Regions from separate parts of the Homo sapiens genome. Here region 1 is linked to region 2. A link is a loop called in an ENCODE intact Hi-C map of the cell type or tissue named here. Cell type or tissue: mammary epithelial cell. All regions are shown on one strand. Links, peaks and the distances in the headings refer to the core of each region. The heading gives the core; the rest is flanking DNA. Region 1 overlaps PREP (prolyl endopeptidase). Region 2 holds the start of POPDC1 (popeye domain cAMP effector 1).

Region 1 (9,139 bases), core at 2,194-4,693, 180 kb after region 2:
CAGTGACTTCCCCCATAGAGGTCCTGAATCCCTCAAAGTCATTCCTGAAGGGTGGAATCAACCTCTTCCAAACTCATGTTAATGTTGATATTTTGACCTCCTCCCATGAATCATAAATGTTCCTCATGGCATCTAGAATGGTGAATCCTGTCCAGAAGGGTTTCAATTTACTCTGCCCAGATCCATCCATTTGTAAGGCAACTACAGCCTTACAAATGTAGTCAAAATTACTCCTTCATCCATGGGCTGCAGAATGGATATTGTGTTAGCAGGTATAAACACAACATTCATCTCTTTGTACAGCTCCATCAGAGCTCTTGGGTGACTAGGTGCATTGTCAATGAGCAGTAAATATTTGGAAAGGAATTGTTCTAAGCAGTAGGTCTCAACAGTGTGCTTAACAGATTCAGTAAACCACTGTAAGCAGATGTGCTGTCATCCAGGCCATTTCTAGAGCACACGCAGAGTGAATTTAGCACAATTCTTTTTTTGTTTGTTTTTTCGTTTCTGTTGAAGAGACAAAGTCTTGCTCTGTCGCCCAGGCTGGAGTGCACTGGTGCAATCATGGCTCACTGAAGCCTTGAACCCCTGAGCTCAAGTGATCCTCCTGTCTCAGCCTCTTGAGAAGCTAGAACTACAGGCACATGCCACCATGCTTGGCTAATTTTTAAATTTTTTGTAGATAAATTTTGTATGGGATTGCACCACATTGCCAGGCTCATCTTGAGCTCCTGGCCCGAGAGTTCCTACTGCCTTGGTCTCCTAAAGCATTGGGATGACAGGCATGAGTCACTGTGCCCAGCTAATTTAGCACAATTCTTAAGGGCCCTAGGATTTTAAGAATGGTAAATGTGCACTAGCTTCAACTTAAAATCACCAGCTGCATTAGCCCCTAATAGAATCAACCTGTCCTTTGGAACTTTGGAACTTTGAAACTTTGGAACTTTGAAGCCAGGCAGACTTCTCTTTAGCTATGAAAGTCCTAGATGACATCTTCTTCCAACAGAAGGCTGTTCTGCCTATATTGAAAATGTTTTAGTACAGCCACCTTCATCAATTATTTTAGCTAGATCTTCAGGATAACTTGCTGCAGCTTCTACATCAGCACTTGCTGCTTCACCTTGAACTTTTATGTTGTGCAGATGGCTTCGTTCCTTAAACTTCATGAACCAACCTCTGCTAGCTCCCTAATGTTCTGCAGCTTTCTCATGTCTTTTAGTCTTCACAGAACTGAAGAAAGTTAGGGCTTTGCTATGGATTAGGCCTTGGCTTAAGGGAAGGTTGCAGCTGGTTTCATCTTCTATCCAGACCACTCAAACTTTCTCCATATCAGCAATAAGGCTGTTTTGCTTTCTTACCATTCATGTGTTCACTGGCATAGCACTTTTTATTTCTTTCAAGAACTTTTCCTTTGCATTCACAAGTTGGCTGTTTGGTGCAAGAGGCACCTATAGCTTTTGGCTTATTTTGGCTTTTGACATACCTTCCTCACTAAGCATAATAATTTCTAGCTTTTGATTTAAAGTGAGAGATGTGCATGTTTTCCTTGCATTTGAACATTTGGAGGCCACTGTAGGGTTATTATTTGGCCTAATTTTAACAGTGTTATGTCTCAGGGAATAGGGCGGTCTGACGAGAGGGAGAGAGATGAGGGTATAGCTGACGGATGGAGCAGTCAGAACACACACAGCATTTTTCAGTTAAGTTCACCACCTTCTATGAGCGCATTTGTGATGCCCCAGAACAATGACGATCGTCACATCAAAGCTCACTGTGATGTAATAATGAAAAAGCTTGAAACATTGTGAGAATTATCAAAATGTGACAGACACGAACTGAGCACATGCTGTTGGGAAAATGGTGGTAACAGACTTGTTCAACACAAGGTTGCTTCAAACCTTCAGTTTTTAAAAAACGAGGAATCTGCAAAGTACAATACAATAAAGCAAAATAAAACGAGTTATGCCTGTATGACATAAATAAACTAATGGAAAAGGCAGTAAAATCTCCATTAATATGTAACAAGGAGACTAGAAGTGAACATTAACATTCATTATAAAATATTTAGTATTTAAAACTATTTATAAAACAAGTCATTAAATAAATCATATTTACAAATCATAAAAATATAAATTTGTGGTCCCTCATTGTCTTCCCTTTTACACTGAGTATTGTTATCTAATAGGTTCTGTAAGGATCTACAAAGTAATCACAAGATACTTACATGGTGTAGAAACTATAGTTTTTAGAGGTAAGAAAGCTTAGGGATTTAGAGGCCATTTAGTCTAATTAATTTTTTTTTTTTTTTTTAGAGATAGGGTCTTGCTGGAGTGCAGTGGCACAATCATAGTTCACTGTAACCTTGAACTCCTGGGCTCAAATGATCATCCTGCCTCAGCCTCCTGAGTGGCTAGTACTACAGTTGTATACCACCGTGCCTGGCTAATTAAAAAAAAATATATATATTTTTTTGTAGAAATGGAGTCTTGCTATGTTACCCAGGCTGGTCTTGGACTTTTGGTCTCAAGTGATCTCCCTGCACCAGCCTCTCAAAGTGCTGGGATTCCAGCTATAAGGCACTGTGCCTGGCTAACATGTTTATTTAAGAGGTGAAAAAAAAATCCTGAGCTATAGCGAGAATAACTTATCTTGATAACAAAATGTGCAGGATTAGCATAGATCTGGAGTTGTAAGTTCTAGTCTTGGCTCTGTCAACTGTTAACAGTGTAACCTCTGTTAATACACTTACACTGACTGAATTTTAGTTTCCTTGTCTGTAAAATAAGAGGGCTCCATTAGATGAACTCTAATGTACGTGCAATTGGAAGGCATATAACTTGTCCTGAGGCCAGAATCATATTAGTGGAAAAACATACCACCTAGGAAAAAGCAAAGGAGGCAGCTATGAAATTAGGGACCTGATTACCTTTCTGTAGGTGGGTTCGTGCCATGCTTCCATTCCAAACACCAGGCCCAAGGATGGACTGTGTCCACATCCTGCTCAGGGACTGTGAAGGAGGGCAGTTGGGAGTTGGTCACCCCAGGCAAGATGCTGACTTAGCAGAGAATCAAACACCTGGAGAGCCATCTGGACACTAGCTTACACAGCTTCCTCACCGTGCCAGGCAATCCCTCAGAGTCCATCCTAATGCCCAAATATTCCCATACGCTTGCATCACGCTTCATGTTCTAGAAACAGTATTAAATTTCTTTCTCCAAGGGAGGAGTGCCTCCTTAACAGGTGCTTCTGTCTTTGTAGTATGTGATTTCTGCTGTCAACAATTACAGTATCTGAAAATTCTATTTTTTAGGAGCCTTCATTTTTCCAATCCTGATCCTGAGATTTAGGTACCTGGCCACCAGGTGGCATTTGGGTGCCCTGATCTCAGGGTCTACACCAAAAAGCTCTTGCCAAAGGCCTTTTTTTGCCTTGTGTGGCAGACTGCTAGTTGTCCCGCAATATCTATCTATTCCTCCTGTTTCCTTGATAAAAAGGCCCTAATTTTTAGCTAGTCACATTTTTTTTTTCTGGGAATAAAACTACATCTCAAAACCTCTTTGCAACCGAGTGTGAGTATGTTTTCACCAATAAGACATAAGCAGATAGAGGATGCAAGTCACTTCCTAACAAACATCTTTATAAGCCAGCTGACACATACCCATTCACCATATCATAGGTTATGTAGTCTCAGGTTGCTGCAGAGTAATGTCCTCTTTTAGACATGGTAGAGAATTTATGTACAGTGGAGCAGAGACTGCAGCAACTACAGACTTCAGCCACATAACTTACTTCTCTATTATAAGACAGCAAGAAAACAGACTTATCTTCCAGAGTCACACAGCTGGTATCCAGAGAAGGAGAAAGGGATACAAGTATGTACACTCTGAATATGAACACTACGCTCTCAAGCTAGAATGCCTGCATGATGGGGGAAATTCTAAAGTAAAATATGTTGCCATGAAGCGTAATATCAGAAATAACACAAATGCTCAGGCAATAAATCAGCAAGAACCGATACCAATTCAAGCAGTTTCCTAACCATATGAAAATAGAGTGACCCCTCAGAAAGTTTCTTTTTGAAAATGCTGCCCCATTCACTCTTCACTAAAACGTTCTGAAAATTTCTGACCTATACCCAATCACACGAACACGCTGCTATGGGAAGACACTGCCACTCGTTCACTAGTCAGCTCACCAAGGATGTGGATGAGTCAACACTCAAAAGCTGCATGTGTCATGAACTTGGCGCAGAAGTTAATGAGTATTGAAACACGAATTAATGTTCTGAAAATATGTTCTTTGAATGGCAAAGCCTATATGCTAGCAAGCACAAATCAGCTATCACTAAGATTAGAAAAATCTGAATTAAAGGGAAAAAAAATCCCACTCCCTCCACCCCAAGGCATGTTGGTAAAGCCAAAGATTCTTCTTACTTTAGCATTTTGGCTCGGCTGCAAAGCAAACCGCCTTAGGGATGTTACTGATGTTTCATATGTACTATAGCAGGTAATCCCCAGAAAAGCCAAATTCCTATTAAGTATAAGAGAACAACAGTAAAGATAATAAAATCAATGTTAACTACTTATAAAATCTTTATTATTTTTCCTTTGTATTAAGTTTGCTCCCCTTCTTAAAATATGAGTACTTGGATTCTCTTAATTTATACTGACTTTTATAAAATGTAGATGCTTGTTAATGGAGTTGATTCAGGGTATAGACTCAGTTAAGTGTTCTTTTCAGGTCTATAAATTTTGTCTTTCATTTTGCAAGAAGAAAAGCCAATCTCTAGCTGGCTGAACAATGATGAAACACTGAGGAATCAAAGTGTATTTTTGCTACATTAAATTCCTTTGTGACACCACATTCAACCACAGTACACTATTCCATCAACTGAGAAGTGCCCCAGGCAACCATCGCACAGGGTACTGAGAGTAGGATTATTATTTTCTTGAATTTACTGTAACAAAAAAGCAGAAGCAGTCTTTGAACAAAGGGCAGTGGTAAAATTGTTCAGGAATCTCAGTGGGGAACTGGGCATTAAAAAACACCCATTCCCTCAAAGCCCTGCCCAACTTCCATCCCTCCTGTGAAGGCTTCCTCCTTTACCCAAGCCAGGATGGCCTCTGACCACCACAGCACTGACCGAAGCCTGTGCCTTTCCCCTGACCACTGTGATAACATCCTTGGGTTCTTCAATCTTTTCACATCTGTATGTTTCAACTTTCTAGTCAGGGGCAGTGCTTATGTCTGGAATTTCTTTGTATTCAAACAGTACCTGGCGTTGCATATCATACTATGAATATTTATTGATAGGCAACATTTAACTATCATTTCCCTATTACTTCACTTTGTTTAAAATGAAACATATTGCTGACTGTAAATGTAGACAGATTTTTCAGGTAAATTCACTTACCACCAAATCTGTTTTACAAATATAATTTCTATGTTCAATATTTCAACTTCTTTTTAAAAGACAATGGCACACAAATTTTAATCAATATTACGTGGTTGTATCATTCACAATAAAAAGCAGGAAAAAGATGAATCAATTGCAGATTTGATAAACCTATCTAAAACTGAATTCTTATCTGTGTTCCAGATTGGAAGATAAACTGACAGTGTTTCTAGGATCAGATTTTCAAAACTGTATTTCTGGTACAGATCAATTTTCTACCCACAGCTATAATCAGGAATGGATGAAGGCTGTGTAGAGAGCAGCTCTGTTTTGTGTCTGTCTGTAAAATATGACACCAGATCCCTCACCTTCCCAGTCGAGATGCTCAGGGTCTTAAGGGAATATATTAACAGATCACACAAAGAGGAGCACTCTGTGGCTCATTTAGCCATGTTTCTTTGGCCCTTCTCCTTCTCCTTGGCTGGTCTATTTTATCAGCTACACCACCAGGTAGGCAGTGCCATTAAAAGAGGTTCTTGGTCATAGTGTTGACTAACCATGCACAGTAATCTGTGCTGCAGTATTCACATCAAAATGATAATATGCCTCACGGAATGAACAAAGAAATGAAACATAGCCTGGGAGATAAGATACTCTTTTCAAGTCACCTATGAGGTAAATACAAACCCCAGGGTCAAGTGGAATCAAAAGTAACATTATCCTAAAGTAATTGAAAATGAAAATAAAATGTAATAGAAGCAAAAATGTGGCTTCTATTACACACCTTTAGGATGCTTTCCATTCATCCACAAATCCCTCTCCAGAGTCTGCTTTTTACAATGGGAGGTCATTGTTGGCAACACTGCCAAGAGCCTAATCAAAATGTGAGAACATCTGTCACGCTCTCATTGCATGTCAAAGCTCTGCTGCACACATACACTTGAATCTAAACCACTGCACAACAGATTTTAAGCCATACAAGTCAATGATGTTGTGACATCATATTGTGCTTCAAAGGCACCTTTTACACAACGAAAGAATTCTATTTTAATAACAGTACTACGTGTATGAGGTATATAATCAGTAGATACAAATCTTCTATTGGCATTATACATACAGGCTATACCCTGTTTATGGGCAAAGTTGCATTTTCTAAATATGGAAATGAAGAGCAACGCATTAAGATCTGTACTATCCAGGTACTGTTTAAATATTTATCATGAGTCTTTTTATTCCTCCTATTACAGCAGTACAAATAAAAAACTGTAAGTATTTAAGAGGCTCAATGCCCGGAACTTTTGTTTGGGAAGTGGAGAGCCAGGTACAGGGAAATTCTGGGAGAGTTCCAGTGCCACAGGCACCTGGCAGCGCCGAAGCGCATGTTCTCCACGGTTTAACCTGGACATTCCAGGCTGCTATGTATGTGGCTGTTAGGTTTGTATTCCACAGAAGCACTTTCTTAGCTGCCATGTTTTATCTTTTCATTTGTAAATGAAAACAATATATATTAGGTGGTAACTAGCTTGTCATCTATAAAGAATATTACCATTATCAGAATAGGAAAAAAAAGCCATCTAATAGAGGAAACACCCCAATCATACTAAGCAGTAAGAGATATTTCCCTGGAAGAAGCGGCCTCCCTGGCAGTTGTCATTATTATAGGGGTCCTTCCCTTTCCCAGACTCCAAAGGCAATTATACACTTGGGTACTAAATGTCTGTGGGAAGTGGAAAAAAGGGGAAAACAGTATCTTTTTTTACACAGAGCTGAGCCCCCTCATAGACATGAGAAGATTAGGATCTCTCTCGTGCAACCCTACCCCGTCCTACCTAGGGCAGCTGAGAGTGTGCTCTTGAGAGCAGAGGAGAGAACACTTGCTGGGTGCTGCCTGGGTGTCCCTGACATTCCTGATAGGAGAGGCACACCTATCCTTGCTGGGGATACCCAGGCAAGGACCAGAACAAGGCCCTGAGAAAACCAAATGTCACAACTGATAGGGACACATTTTCTACAAATTAGAGGAAAAAAAAGAGCAAAGAATGCCAGACTAAAAGTGAACAGATGTTAGAAAATTGGTATAGGATGAGGGTGAATTTATGAACCATGAAAATACCAGACAGGGGCTACAGGCCCCTACAGGATCTCCCTCCAGGCAATGGCTCACCATGAAAACAAAATAAGCAGCAGCCAAATAAATAGGAAACTAAAAGTCTGTTACATTTATTTCTAACGTTGATTGAAAAAAATAGATTATATTCTATTGCCAGATCTTGAATATACCTTATCTCTTAATAATCCCACAGGAATCCTAAAAAACAGATACTATCAATCTCTACTTTACAGTTGAAAAAACTGTGGCAGAAAGGTTAAATGACTTGCCCCACGTGGATTTCAGGCCTGTCTGACAGAGCTTCTTGACCCTGTATGTCTTCTCGGCCCTGTATGTCTATCAAGAATGTTGTACTTTTAAATGCTATTTACATAGATGAAGATTCTGCAAACTTTTTCTTAAAGGCCATATATTAAATATTTCAGGCCTTCTGGGACATAGAGTTTCTGTTGCAACCACTCTAAGTGCCAAAGCAACCACAGGCAATATGTAAACAAATGGGCATGTGTTCTCCAATAAAACAGGAGGCCAGTTTGCCAACTGCTGATGTAGAACAGGGGCTGATAAATCATAGCTCTACACCAAATCCAGCCCACCACCTGTTTTAGTAAACAAAGCTTTATTCATGATCTAGATGTAGCCTATCATCTAGACCATTTCTAGACAATTGAAGGGTAATTCACCAAGCTATAATAATGCCCTAGTTTCACAGAAACATTGTGGGGAACATCCAGCGCTCTTTATTCTCATCTTCCTTCACAAACAATGTTCTGATTCCTAATCTGTGGCCTGTGTGGTCCAGCCCTCCAGGTGGGAGGGGCCTTGATAAACACCTGGTGCCCTATTGGTGACCTCTCATTGCAAAGGAACAGAGACATTCTTCGTCATCATCAATCAACCAGTGATTCAGTTTCTGGAAGACTCAGTACCCTTGGGGAGCTGAAAAAACAAAAAAGGAGATTCTTAACCTGAAAAGATGGTGGCCAAAGACGAAGCTTGTGGTGACATGACAATTAATTAATTTATTCATTCAAATGTTTTATTGAGTGTCTACTCTGTGTCATGCAGAAATGCACATGAACTTCAGACTAAAAACACTGACTCACAGCACTTAAGTCCATACTTTACATAGAGCAAATCCCCATGTTATTTACAACACCAAAAGACCTGAGCTAGAACACAAACCATATTCAAGCAAGCAGATTGACACAGACAGAAATGTTACAATAGGAGCCCCAAGAGAAAGAACTCCAGCTTCCTGTCAAGAGTAGCAGCCATAGGAGCAGAACCTGCAGGCTATGGGAGGGCAGCGACTATGCCAGCTCACTGCTGAATCCTGAGTGTTTGGCTCAATGACCGTCAACCGTGGGGGCTACAAAATACTAGTTGTCATGAATTACCTCCACTGCTTCTGATAAGCTACAGTGTGAATGGCCCAGCCTGAAAGTCAGACTTCCTAACTCTCACATTAATGAGATCATATTCTCCATACCTGGACTGTCTGGTAATCAGAAGCATCAATTCCTTTTACGGTCACCTCTCGGAAAACTCTTGGCTCCAGCTCCTCTTTGGTAAGATCACAGTGATAAATGATACCTAAAAAGTAGAATAAGGCTTGGTTTAGTCTACGGGA
Region 2 (9,139 bases), core at 3,639-6,138:
CGGAAACACAATATTTTGAGGGTATAATTTTTGACAAGTGGAAAAAAAATTTTATACATACAAATTTTTCTGTATTTGTGATTGTTTACTTAGTCTGGATTACCTGAAGGTGAATCTAGGGAATGAAATTTATAGTTTTTTACAATATTGAAGAATTGTTTTCCAAAAGGTTTGTACAAATTTGCAATCCTACTAGTTAGAAATGCTAATATCAAGTTGTCAGTATAGTCATGTGTCACTTAATGACAGGGATATATTCTGAGAAACATTTCGTTAGATGATTTTGTTGCTGTGTGAACATCAGAGACTATACGTACATAAACCCAGATGGCATAGTCTACTACACTATAGGGTATAAACCAATAAAGTACAGCTTGTTACTGTATTGAATATTGAATACTGCAGGCAATTATAACACAATGGTGAATATTTGTATATCTAAATATATCTAAACATGGAAAAGGTGAACATGTGGTACTATATTATGGGACCACTTTCGTTATACGATGCATAACTGTATTATAAAATGTGAAAACTCCTAATTTGATAGTGAGGAATTATGTATACTTTATTTTGCATTTCCATGATTACTGGTGAGCCTGCATATTTTACCAAAATGTTTTAGCCATCTGAATTTTCCCTTGGTGATTATCCATTTATCTCTGAGAATCTTCCTGTGTTTTCTTATTGATTCTCTTACCTTATATAAAATATCCCCAGTTTCTTTTGATCAATTTTATGATAGGAGAGTTAATACAGTATATACATTTAAAATAAAACTATCATGAAGATATAAATCATTGACACACGCATACTCACAAAAGCTAACCACCCACTTTAAAAGTTACTCACTTGCAATTTTTTATTTCATAAGAATGATTTGATGCACCTGAATAAAGCCCAAAATGTAAAAATTTAAATATTCTTTAAGTAATATTTCATAGCAAATAGTGAAGCAATTTAAAATATTTTAATTTAAAGGAGACAAGGTATATAATGGGAGGATAGAGAAAAACTGGAGGACCTGAATTATAGTCCTGGTTTGGCCATTTTTTCTCCATCTTAATTTTGGATGGGTCATTTTACTTGTCTAGGTTTCACTTTTTAAAATTTTTTTTTCTTTTTTGAGACAGGGTCTTGCTCTGTCGCCCAGGCTGGAGTGCAACAGCCTCGACATCCCAGGCTCAAGCCGTCCTCCCACCTCAGTCTCCCAAATAGCTGGGACCACAGATGCATGCCACCATGCCTAGATAATTTTTAAATGTTTTGTAGACAGAAGGTCTCACTACATTGCCCAGGCTGGTTTTGAACTCCTGGCTTCAAGAGATACTCTCACTTCAGCCTCTCAAAGTGCTAGGACTACAGGCGTTAGCCACTATGCCTGGCCTAGATTTCTCTTTCTGCATTTACAGAATAAAGTGTTAGATTTGATAATATCTTTGGTTCATTCCACCTCCAAAACTCTGTCTTAAAATTCATAATTGATGTTTGCTTTTTTATAGGGTACGGTATTTTTTTTTCCATTCAACTCCCTGTTCCTACTGCTGTAATCCTCACCTTACTCACAGGTCACACAGCCACAGAGGTCCCACAAGCTTCTACTAACCTTCCAGCCTCTTTTTCCTTGTCATTTATCACTTTTTTTTTTTTTTTTTTGAGGCAGAGTCTAGCTCTGTCGCCAGGTTGGAGTGCAGTGGCACAATCTTGGCTCACTGCAACCTCTGTCTCCGGGGTTCAAGCAATTCTCCTGCCTCAGCCTCCCGAGTAGTTGGGATTACAAGTGCCTGCCACCATGCCTGGCTAATTTTTGTACTTTTAGTAGACACAAGGTTTCACCATGTTGGCCAAGCTGGTCTCGAACTCCTGACCTCAGGTAATCCACCCACCTCGGCCTACCACAGTGCTGGGATTACAGGCGTAAGCCACTGTGTCCAGCCCATTTATATTTTTAAGCACAATGCACTACTCTACGTTCACCCCAATATGCTCAATTTCCTTCTCTTCTGTGCTCTTTGTTTGGATACTATACCCATTTACTCAGATAAATCCTGCTCATCTTCCAAAATCCAGGTCCCATGTCACCTCCTCAGCGGGACCCTGCTCTGCCTTCCTACTAAGCCTATCACCTTCTCCGTGTCCCCCTGGATAATGGGTGCACACCTGCATCCCAGCATCTGATACGCCATACTGGGATTGCCCATCTGTTTCTCCACCAGCCCCCACAAGAGTGTCTTTCTCAAGGATGAAGACGGCCTTCCTCAGTCTTTGTCTGGACACATCACAGGTGCTAAAAAATGCACCTGAATAAATGGGCCATCAGGGAAATAATCACATAGAGAATAATTTGTCAAGAATCACTGGCTAATATAACAGATTCAATTGTTTTAATGTTCTGATGTGAATCAATTTAACTTGCTTCATCAGGGTTACTGGGACCAAAAAAAATTTGTTTTATTTGAACTACTGTATCTGGTAATTGTTTTTGTTCCCAATGTTTCTTTACTGCCCACAGCAAATATCTTTTCAAGTAATAATAGTTAAAACTATACAGTACTTACTATGGGCAGGCAATATTCCAAGTTAAATATATATATGACACACATTTAATTCACAACAACTTTGGGAGGTGGTATTATTTTTACCCTTATCTGATACATGAGGAAACTGAGGCAGTAGAAAGATTAAATCACTTGCCCAAGTTACAGTTGACAAGAAATAGAACCAGGATTTGAATCACACAATTTGGCTTTAAAGTTCATACTCTTACACATGAATGAATGTTCTGGTATCTGGAAAACCTAAACAACATATGAAAGCACATATAAACAAAGTAAGTAAGGGAGAGATATGGCATGTGAAGGCCTATGCTCTAAGCTAATTGATATACTGCTAATTCATTAACAAAGACTTACATTTTTTGGCTTGCTATGGGCCTGACAAAGAATACTCTGAAGCTCTCAATGTAAAGCCCATCTTATGTCAGTTACAGAAAAGTTACATAAAGTATCAGTTAGGTATCTTACCTAGAGTTAACATTCCCCTAAGAAATATCATATGAAGGTGAAGAGTAGTTGGAATAACCAACCCAACTGCAAAACAAATATTTGCTACATGAAAAACCAGATGATGTATCTCTCTCCAGTTTTCACAAGTGGTCTTATTGGAAGGCACAGGTATGATACTTTCTAACTCAGGTGTAAAACCTATGGCAGTTGATTCTCTCAATGGGCTGGACTCTGTATAATTCATTTTGAAAATTCCTGTAAAAACAAGTAAACAAAAGTAAAATCGTAAAAATGGCAATTGTATCTTTTTACCTTCATAGGTATTATACCAAAATTATTTCTGTGAATTAAATAGACTTCTCTAGTGCTTATGAATTAGACAGACCCAGATTCAAATCCAACTCTGTCACATATTAAATGTATTCAGTTCCTTACCTGTTAAAAGATGGTAATAATACCTCATTTGCCTTATGATCAAATGAAATGAAATACATAAAATACTTAGCATAGTGCAAAACTATTCCCTCATAGGCACATATATACGTATAAACACTTGTAGGGAAGGGAGGAGTGAGGGAATTAGTCTTTAAGATAATCACCAATGTTCATAAACCATGGTAATTACAAAGTTATTTAGTCTAGTCTTCCATCAAATTCCCACTGGTGACTGAATCCAAACACAGGAAAAATAACTAGAAAACTAATTATTTGAATACTTAAAAAATATGAATACCCTCACATCTATTTGAAGGCTTAGGATATTTAGAAGGCTCTATTTTTATACCACCATTAAATCACTGTATCATACATACATAATACATTATCATATATGCAAATAATATATAGCCATATAAACATTTATATATACACAGAGAGATACAACATGAAACTTTTATTGTCTTATTTAAATCTCTACTTTATTTCCCATAATAATTCTACCTGGTAGCATATCACAAATTTAAAAGTAGTAAACTTCCAGTTTACTTATACATATGAAAATCCATAGCAAGTACATTTAAAGAATATACATTTTACACATGCTTATATAAAACCATTTCCTATGTTACCTGTCTTCGGTCTCCGGTCCTTAAAAAACACTCTATTATTAATTGCACAAATTTGGTCCTTGCCAAACACTATGTAGGTTTACAGATTATATGAATTATTCTGTTTCAGCAAAATTCCAAATGGGGACCCTAAATACATTTAAATTTAGAAATATGTATTTCTTTCAAAATAAGGTCATGCAATTAATCTTACTCTTCTACTGCTTGTTCTTAACATACTAAAGGTTTTAGGTAGTAGAATAATTAATTGGTACAAAATGGGTATTTTGAAAGGATGTTAACAGACAAATGTGAAAGAATTCCACAGCTTAAAGATGATAAAAAACAAGCACACCAATTTACAAATTGTGAATGAAATGATCAAGTCAACTGAAGATCTTTTTACATAATTCTGAAATAGCTCATAAATATTAATAGTAATAGTTGACTTAGATATTGATTTGCTACAAAAAGGAAAGAAACAAAAATTCACCTATTTTCCAAATGTCTGAAATCAGCAAATATATAAGCCTATCAGGATGGCGGGGGGGAAGATCATTATTTTAATAACTCCATTTATACAAAATTTGCTTTTCAAGGCCAAACGAGAATGAATCTCGTAACTTCTGCAGGACAGAGAATGATATGAGGTATCCTCTATCACTCATAACCCAACATCACCTACCCTAGCATTACATAGGTTAATAATAACTATCATTTCGACAGCACTGTAGAATGTACCTACACTCCCATTGTCCTGTTTGTCCTCTAGGAGGCAGGGACAATGTTTATTCATCTATGTACTTCCAAGGCCTAGCCTCTGTAGAGAAGGCCACTGAGACAGGGATGAAAGCCACTCTGAAGGAACGTCAACCTGATAAACACTTTCAGAAATCACTGTTCCGTCTCCCCAGATCTCAGTAATAAAGCCAGAGGAGTGCCTAGCCTTCCTGAGGTTGAGTGAGGTTCTACACCACAAGCCACCAGGGTGCTACATAAGCCAGGGAAAGCCACTTCTGCTCCTCGGGTCTGTTTCTTCCTTGGAATAGGGAAAACTTTAATAGCCTATGGTTCTATAATACACATTTACATAATCAATCAATCAATACATGTTGCCCCTCGAGTTCACCCAATTTCACCTGTATTGCCTATTAATCCACTATAATTCAATATCAGGCTTTTACAAGTTCTTAAAGTGACACTAAAAGTACCAATTTCTGGTCCAAGAAAAATGACAGGAAAACTACTATTATGACCCAAGAACCAGAAAATATTATTAGCAGTTTTTAGAAGGTACGGTCATCCTAAACATGTTTTGACGCACGACACCTTATTAAAGAGAGAGAGAGATATATATAGATATATGTATCTATATATCTATATAATTGTCTATTGTGAAATGCCAGTTACCTATTGTCGAAAATATTGATCAGATCAGTTTACTTTGATTACCACTTAATCGTTAAGTGGCTTACACTTAACAATTCTTATACAGAGAATAGGTGGAAAGAGAAAGGTTAGACTGCTAAATTGGTAAACTTTTCAGATTAATTTTGACTAAATCAAGAGAAATTATTTTTCCCTCATCAGATCATCAAAGTTGAAGTCCTTAAATTACCTATACTAGTAAAGTTTTGTTTATCGTTTTTCAAATAGGTGATTGTAGGGCTAAATAGCTAAATGCTGAAACTAACATTAAACCTCTACCAAACTAAAAAAATGAAAAAGATAACTGCAAACGAGCGTCTTGCTAGTCGAGTTAATTCATTCTGTAATTCTAACTGAATCTTCGCACATCTCCCGAATGGCAAATGGCATTACATTGCTAAGAGTCTTTTCGCACTTATTCATGCTTCAAAGCAGGCAGTTTCTGGGACTTGTCTGGCCAACAACCCGTTCCCAAAGGCTCGGGGAAGGAGGTTGCGGGTGGGTGGCGCGGACCTCGGGTCCCCAGCCATCGGCGCTCTCCCGGGGCCCTCTGACCTCGCTCCTTAAAGGAGGAGGGTCCGTGGCAACGGTCCTCCTCGGCCAGGCGCTCTCGGGACGCGGGGGTGAGGAGTGAGCGCCGTGGCCCACCCTACTCTCCGAGCGGGGACGGAGTGGGCGACACCGCGCGCCCGGCTGCACGCAGGCTCTGCGCGGCTCGAGGCGGCCCTACAGGGGGCGAGGAGGAACCCCGGAGACTCGGCGGAGAGAGCAGAGACGGAGCTCACCAAGGGGCTTGCCGCCGCAGAGCGCGGGAGCCGGCACTCGGTGGGGCCGAGGGCCCGGGGACGCTGGGGCTGCCTGACCTGAGCGGCGGCCGCTGACCGTTGAGGGTCTCTGTGGCCGCAGCGCCCAGACCCGGGGAGAAGGGCGGCCTCCAAGGGCCGGGAGCCCCTCGAGGGCGCGGCCAGCGAGGAGGGACAGAGGGCGGCGCCCCCGGCTGCCCGGGCGCGTAGAACAAGCAGCTGCCGCCAGGGCCGACAAAGTTGCTCCCCGAGGGGCTGAGATCCAACTTTCGCTTCCCGATTTAGCCAGGGGAGCGCGAGGCCGCACACAACCCGGCGCGGGGGGAAAGCCGGCTGCAGCTGCGCCTCCCATCCTTACCCGGCTGGTCCCTGGCGGGGAGCCTGGGCAGCGCCGACCAAAGTTCGGAGCGGCAGCTTCGGGGCGCGGGACGCGGGGCACACGGGCTCAGCTGCTCGACGGGAGCCCGACGCGCGCTCCTCGGCGGGTCGGCGGGTCCGGAAGCTCCGCTGCCCGGGCCGGGTCCCCAAGCCCGCAGCCGCTTTGACTAAAATAGGCATCGCGACGGCGGCGGCAGGCGGCGGCAGCCAGGGCTGGGGCCGCACCGCGCACGCGCATGCGCCCGCCGCCCCGCGCCCCCCGGCGGGCGGAGCCCGGCGCCGCGGCCAGGATTTCCCACCTCGCTCCCGCGACTCCGCTGCGGGTCTGCACACCCGAGGACTCGGTTTGAAACGCCCGCTTATTTATTTTCTTGTCGCCTCGCTACAAGATTCTATCCTTGTTTGGGCATGAGTGGGGGGCGGCAGTCTCGTGGGACCGGCGGCATTCGTCGTTCCTCCTTACGGGGATAATTCGAGAAGTGCGGTCCGGGTAGGGAGAGAAATCAGGAGAGAAAATGAGAAAGAGAATCCTCGTTTCCCCTCAAAGTTGGACGACCCACTCGTATATCTCCTTTTTGGGAGATTCGCCCATAACTCAGCACAAACAGGGAATAGCCCGGAAAGCGCGCGAGTTCCCGTCCGATTGTGGCGGGGGAGGCTGAACGTTTGGTCCACACGGGTGCAGGACGCGGGGGTCAGGCCTCCTGCTGCGGAGGAAGAGGGGGAAGAGGCCGCGCGGGAGGGACTTCTGACACGCGCCACTGTTTTTGTTTTCAAACAGGGGTACTTAACCGAAACTAGCAATCCCAGGCGGTACAAGGCCCTCCATCGTAGGCAAAGCACTACCTGAATGTAGATTTGGGCCATACGTTGGAAAATAAGACATGAGAGTATGCTCCGATCAACTTTTACTGTTCACTGGACAACTATTTTGGGTAAGAAAAGCAAGGAAACTTAATAAAGAATTGGCGTTGTTGGGAGTTGTCTTGTAGGACAATAGAGGAAGGTTAGATGGGTACCCAGTTTCCACCAAAAGTGTCCCATTATTGGTTAAAATTGGCATCAGTTATTAGATTATGAGATCGTTCATGCATGTGAAATGTGATCTCAATATAAAAAATACCACCACCGATTGTGTGAAGGTACATTATAAAGAGTACCTGGAGGTGCACACTGGACAAGTCTCTGGTTGAAGAGATGGTGCAGCCTAGTAAGAAAGAGCATGGGCCTTGATGTCACACAAGCCGGGTTTGAATACTCCCTCTCCTACCAGTTTACTGTGTGACCTTGGAGAAGTTACCTAGCCCTTCTGTGCCTCAGTTTCCTTTTTGGAACATGGGGATAATGATGATGATGATGATGATGATGATGATAATTATGATAATTGTACCTGCACTTCATAGTATAGTTTTGAGGACTAAATGGTGTAATTATATATAAGGGTCTTAAAATGGTGTTTGGGACATAAGTTCTATGTATATATATTGTATTTATAAAACTCCTTTTCTAATACGTCTGAACTTTCCTATAACCATAAAAGATTACTTTTTGAGATTACTTCTTTAGAGTCTGTTTCTTTCTAGATGCTCTGCCAGCCTTTTTTTTTTGAGGCAGAGTTTCACTCTTGTTGCCCAAGCTGGAGTGCAATGGCGCGATCTGGGCGCACTGCAACCTCCGCCCCCCGGGTTCAAGCGATTCTTCTGCCTCAGCCTCCCCAGTAGCTGGGATTACAGGTGTGCCCACGTCCCTACCAGCTGTTTTGATAGCTACCACTAAATACATTTTAAGGTGTGGGTATACATGTGTGCGTAAAGACTTAACTACACAGATGTTCACTGGAGGGTGAGTTATAATAATGAATATTGGAAATAGCCTAAATTCTAACCACAGGGGACTAAGTAAATTATAGAACATCCAGACAGTCTTGTTTATGAAAGAGCATGGGCCTTGATGTCACACAAGCTGGGTTTGAATCCCCCCTCTCCTACCAGTTTAAACAGCCATTAAAAATAAAAAACATAGAAACAGACTCTATGTTTAAACAACCATTAAAAATAATTTCTAGAAAGATATTATAGACATCATAATAATGTCTACTAATTATATAAAGCAAGCTATGCCCCCAAAACCCCAGCCCACTGCCTGTTTTTGTATACCCATTTTTACATTTTTTATGGTTGGAAAAAATCAGAAGAAGAATATTTCATGATATGTGAACATTATATAAAATTCAAATTCAGTGTCCATAAAGTTTTATTGGAACCCAGTCACGTTCATTTTTATGGCTGCTTTCATGCTGCCAGTGCGGCTTTGATTAGTTACAAGAGAAACCTTATGGCCCACAAAGCCTAAAATGTTTACTCTCTGGCTCTACAGAAGAAGCTTACTGATGCCTCACATAGAGTATACTTTGTGTCAGGCAGTGTTATAAGTAACTTAGATATATTGTCACCTATTACACACCCACTCCTTACCTTCA

The links. A loop is a pair of places that touch in the nucleus more often than their neighbours do. Peaks named below come from ENCODE experiments on the same cell type or tissue, not always from the same donor. Only the 100,000 strongest peaks of a DNase experiment are listed, where the experiment ranks them.
Region 1: a loop joins it to region 2, with 3.0 times the contacts of the local background. A loop is called at or near these places in 2 of 110 quality-filtered maps.

What each region holds. Positions count from the first base shown.
Region 1 is chr6:105,314,667-105,323,805 of GRCh38, forward strand. It overlaps PREP (prolyl endopeptidase), which reads right to left. Exons shown (of 15, transcript NM_002726.5): 10 at 8,999-9,102. Among named protein-coding and RNA genes, the nearest start is that of PREP-AS1, 40 kb to the left of the region's middle. In mammary epithelial cell, for the core only: a CTCF peak has its summit at 3,365 (motif pointing right); a DNase peak (open chromatin) is centred at 4,215; H3K27ac peaks cover 1,101 bases.
Region 2 is chr6:105,130,329-105,139,467 of GRCh38, forward strand. POPDC1 (popeye domain cAMP effector 1) reads right to left here and starts at 6,829. Exons shown (of 8, transcript NM_001199563.2): 1 at 6,641-6,829; 2 at 3,024-3,260. The coding sequence starts at 3,249. POPDC1-AS1 (POPDC1 antisense RNA 1) reads left to right here and starts at 7,359. Exons shown (of 4, transcript NR_037157.1): 1 at 7,359-7,595. RefSeq lists silencers at 6,628-6,747, 6,758-6,867. In mammary epithelial cell, for the core only: a CTCF peak has its summit at 5,018; no DNase peak of the experiment used is centred there; H3K4me3 peaks cover 402 bases; H3K27ac peaks cover 395 bases.